2 separate regions of the Homo sapiens genome follow, and region 2 is linked to region 1. Evidence: read pairs that join two places in POLR2A ChIA-PET (ENCODE). Cell type or tissue: A673. All regions are shown on one strand.

Region 1 (2,500 bases):
CTGCTCCAAGCCTGACATCTTCCTCGGGAGCCCTCAGGCTTGTTGGGTGACATCTCTCTGCAGACAAGGCCATGACTGGGCAGCCCTCTGTGGGGAGAAGGGAGAAGCCAGGGAGAGACAGCCCCTCTCTGGGTCTCAGTTTCCCCAGGTGCACTGGGAGTGGGCAGGACCAGAAGCTCCCAGAGGCCCCTCCCAGTCCCTGGGTTCCATGGAACGGCTATTGGCTGTGTGCGGACATGCTGATTACTAAGTGGGATTGCCCTGGCTGGGAAACTTGGAGGCAGGTGGGCCTGAAAAGATGGGCATGAGTTCCTCAGGCCTCAGCATGAAGCTGGAGCCGGGCCGGGCGGCCCTGCTGGAGGTCCAGCAGGTCCTCTGGGGAAGAGAAGATGAGGAGAATGAGGGGCTTCAGGCCAAATTTCCTTCCTGCCTCACATCAGAAGATAGCAGAGCTCCAAGGGCCCTTGGACGTCTTTACTGAAGGGGAAACTGAGGCCTGGAGAATTTCCCTAAGCTCACACTTCAACTTAGTGTCAACCAGAGTAGAACGCTGGTCTTCCAGCCTCCCTCCAAAAGTTATGCTCTGTGTCATTAAAATAAGGAGGAGTCTCCTTCCAGGAAACCTCGTGTTCAGGGAATGTGAACGATGGTATTAAACCAAAAACGTCCCAACCCACCAACCAACAAAGCCCAGGGCTTCGAGGCTAATTACGCGTTTGCTCGTGAGTCACGGTGCTTCTGCTGAGACCCAAAGCCGAGAGCCCTGGTTCGTGCACTTCTGCTCACGGGGAGGGAATGCATCAGAGCGCCCAGGAGAGCTGTCAGGCTGTCCTTCGGTTTGTCTGCTCGGCTTGCTGACTTCATGGGCCAGTGATAGACACCAGGCTATTCCCCCTTCCCAGGAGCTGGACAGGGGCTGGACTGAGTCACTGAAGTGATTGACGACGCTCTCGGCTGCCTGGGGGAGAAGTTATAATTAGGGCAGCTTTGTGGCCCTTTAACTGCCATCTGTCAGAGCTGCCAAGCAGCACCAGGCAGCGTGGGCTATTAGGCCTCCAGGTGCTGGGCTCCTAGAGGCTGTGGCCACTGCAGGAGCTGGCATCACATGCTGAGAATCCAAGGGCCCAGCTGTCAGTCCTGGTTCTGTGGCCCCTCCCTCCCCTGCGGGCTTTGCAGCCGGGTTTCAGGGGAGCACTTTGGAGGCCCTGTGGAGCCCTGGCCGCCAGCCACAGCAGTGGAAAGTGCTGGAAAACAGGAAACTGCTGCATGTGGTGCTGGGATGGGCTTTGCAGATGTGAGGATTTATACAGAGGAAAATCTGCAAATTCTTGCAATATTTGTCATGCTGAGTGTGGCCCATTTTAGACAGTGGTGGCCCTGTTCCCATAGGGAATTATCTGTGCAGTCCTCTCAGGTCAAGGGGCACCTTCCCTGGCACAAGCCCTTCCTGGGCTGGCTTGATGCCCCTCCCCAGCTGGGGAGTGCAGACTCCTAGAAAGCCACATAAAGATGGGTCCTCAGAGGGTGCCTCATCCTACACTGTCCTTCATAGATGGGGAAACTCAAGATTGCCCTGGGCTGGCCAGGTGACATGCACTTAATTTAGTCTCTGACACTTGGGCTGTGACACCGTTTTGAAGCATGCTGGGTATATGAGTGTACATTAAATATAAGTGCCAGCCAGCTTGTCTCCAGGAGCAATTCAAGCTCCACCTTTTGCACGTCAGCCCAGGCAGTAAATATCTCACGTACACTTACACCAAAGAGATGGGCAAATACCCACACTGTCCACGCAGACCCCTAAGAGTACAGGCACCGTTGTCTTGGTGGACAGATTGTTTTCTCATGCCCTGAAACTCAGCCTTAGAATCCTAAGGTCTTAGGAATGGACAGGACACCAGTTGTCTTCCAGTCCAATACCCTACCAGGCATGGGAGTCTTCTCTACAGCTTGCTTGCCAAGTGATTGCTTTAGCCTCTGCTTGATTGCTTCCAGTGACAGTGAGCTTACTCCCTCTGTGAGGTTGCCCATTTTCAGTGTGAACTGAAATCTGCTACTCTATAACTTCTGCACCCGCTTGACCTCTGAAGCCACACTGAGCTAGGTTCTTTCTGTATCCCGTGGCAGCCCTTCAGGGATGCTAGGAAAGTGATTGTAGACTCCTCACAGCATCTCCTCCTCTGGTTATTTATTCATCCACAGCTCCTTCATTTTAATTTTAATTTAATTTTTTTCTCACCATGTCTTAGGGTGCTGACACAGTTCCTTCAATGGATGCTCAGATGTTCTGTTTTCTAGATCCCCTTGCCATCCTCTAGAATTCTTTAGGAAGTCAGTTTGCCATTAGCCTTTTTGAAGTTCAGAGTGGAACTGAGCCCAGCATTACAGGTGTGGCCACGTCAGGGCAGTTGCAGGGTGAGACCATCACCTCCTTTTTTCCACATGTGATACTTCTTCTATTAATCCAGTCTCAGACCACACTAGCTTTTGTGGGCAGCCT
Region 2 (2,500 bases), 390 kb after region 1:
AGTTTCATTATCTATGCGTCCCTCTGGTTCTCAGAAGATAACTGACTAAAGTTTCTTTCCTACTGTTTCTTTTTTTAAAAAAATATACCTATGCACATCAACGAATATCAGTATTTCAAGTTTTGTTTCAAAAGATGCTTCAACTCCATTATGTAAATCATGACTTAAAAATGTAAAAGAAATATTTGTACATAGACATTCAAATCAAACCCTGATTCCACAAGCTCCTCCTTATTTTGTTGACTTTATTTTTAAGAGGGAAGGCCATTTAATTAAAAAAATTCTCCTTTACTTTCCTTGTTTCCCTGCTCCCTTCCCCCACCCCTCCGATTGTCTCCTAGGACCAGGAAGTTTATATGTAAACAGAAGCCGTAATCAGACCCCTGACCTCCTCCGGGCTTTCAACCCAATGTTTCCACAGAGGGATTAACCCCAAATACCAACTTGCTCTCAGAGGCAAAATTGTTCCCCAGGCGGGTATCTCCAAAGGTTTTTCTTCTCTCTAGGCTTTCTCATTCACCCTGCAAATAAGTCTCCTCAAAGGGAGGCTTAAAGGCAGCCGCTGGAAAGCAAATTGCCGGGCAGGCTGGAGCCAGAACGAGGCTGAGAATTCTCTGGACCCTCAAGGCCCTTACTCCATCCTCCCCGAGTTGGCCGAGTGGTTGTGTTGCCTTCCAGATGCATGGGTGCTATGGGAAAGAGCCAGGTTGCTGGGTGTGTGTGTGTGTGTGTATGCACGCACGTGCACACCTGCTTTTGGGTTTACACACTGGGAGTCTCATGGACGGCTGGGCCTCATCTGGGCTGCCTGGGCATCTCAGGGATGCTGGCAGGGAGGGGCTTTGGGAGTGGATAGGTATTCGTGTTCCCCTCTCAGGGGAGACAGGAGCAATAGCACTGGCCTGTTGTACAAAACCACAGCTGTGCGCCTACAAGGCAAATGTTTGCAAGTCTTTCTGTTTTATTCTTCGCTGCAGGTCTTGTAATGTCCACTCAGGAGGGAATGCTTTGAACCGGGCATCAAGCTCTGGGCCGGATTCCAAGTCAGTCTAAAAACAGTCTGAGCTCCCCGCTCCCCCGACGCCCGGACAACCCCGGTCCCCTACTTGCTGGGCAGAATGGATAAAAAAGTGGGTTCTCCCTTCTGCCTGCCCCTCCCTCCTGTCGGGTCCTCACACTGCCTGAACAGCCCTGTGCTAAGCCAAGGCACGGACCAGACCAGGAGATTTTCTTATGGCAGAACATCTTCTCCCCATCTGGACCCCAGTGCTTTCTCACCAGAGAGACAAAGTATTCATATTTTAAAGGCTCCACGTAGCATGTCCAGAAATTTCCCATGTTCTTCAGCAGGGTAGGGGTGGGGAAAGGGCCCAATGAGGCTACGGACTTAATAGCTCCTAACAGCTGTGGAAAGTTTGATGCAGCAGGAGCACCCAGACAGAAAATTAAAAAACTAATAAAGTCCTCAGTGTGGGGGCGCTGGCATCAGGACAGCTTTACTTCTCCAGACACCTAATAAAGAGACATTCCGGGACACTAACTCATAAGGGAAATCCGCAGGGGTCACCGAGAACAGTGGAGAGCAAACCATGGAAACACAGCAGTCACTCACATCACTGCAGGGAAGTTTCGTTTGCTTCTCCTCTTTTTTCCCCCTTTTCTTCAGTTTAGAAAAATGGCAGGGTGCTCAGGACCCAAAGAAATACCACAAAAAGGGGTGATTCCAGAAGTCCTGGATGTAGAAACCTCACGTTCATGGGCAGAATAAGCGTGAGGCTGATGTTTGACACTTCCGGTGATGGTGGCTGCAGAGGGCATTGAGATGGGAAGGTGGTTTGGCTTCAGGAGGTAGCAGAAAAAGGGGGTTTTGAGAATTGAGGTTTATCCACCTGGATTTTGTGAAGTACCATCCTTACAGTGGGTTTTCTTTTGTGGATTCTCCCACTGGGGATACTTGGTCATTTTGGATCTGAGTTTCTTGTGGTCTGCTAGGTGATGGGTTGCTGGTTGAGACTTTTGGTTTTGAGGGGCATTTATGTTATTTTGACTTGGTTCTCAAGTTTGGCTGTCTATTTGAAGAAAAAATAAATGGTGACTTTGGGCATTCAGCCAAACCATTCATAGTCAGTTGTGGAGAGACTCCGTTGAGTTGGTGGTGCTTGTCTTCTCACACAGATAATGTACGGGTGTAAAAGATGGAAGGAACGAAGCAGCCAGTTAAGAAAAGAGAATAAAAAGTGGGGAATAAGACAGATAAAGCATCTGCAGTGTTGAGTTCAGTTCAAGTTTTTGAGAGAAGCTCAGGTTATTTATCACTTTCTGCCCATTATTCCAGCTAATTTGTAGTCTGGAGACCAGCAGTCAAACCTGTTCCTTGACATTACCTGTCCACAGCAGTGTTTGCAACTGAGTAATGTCACACTTGCTCTAGAAGAATATAGTTTCATATTGTGCAAATTAGTGAAACGGCTTTTGCATATTGATCTTAAGAGAATCCTTG

The links. Peaks named below come from ENCODE experiments on the same cell type or tissue, not always from the same donor. Only the 100,000 strongest peaks of a DNase experiment are listed, where the experiment ranks them.
Region 2: POLR2A ChIA-PET joins it to region 1 with 6 read pairs; 1 of 35 experiments calls an interaction of 5 or more read pairs at or near these places.

Annotation. Positions count from the first base shown.
Region 1 is chr3:194,363,566-194,366,065 of GRCh38, reverse strand. The region is part of intron 1 of LRRC15 (leucine rich repeat containing 15); the gene reads left to right. Among named protein-coding and RNA genes, the nearest start is that of LRRC15, 4.9 kb to the left of the region's middle. In A673, no CTCF peak of the experiment used is centred here; a DNase peak (open chromatin) is centred at 1,185.
Region 2 is chr3:193,973,302-193,975,801 of GRCh38, reverse strand. All of the region lies in intron 1 of LINC02026 (long intergenic non-protein coding RNA 2026), which reads left to right. Among named protein-coding and RNA genes, the nearest start is that of LINC02026, 29 kb to the left of the region's middle. In A673, no CTCF peak of the experiment used is centred here; a DNase peak (open chromatin) is centred at 1,541.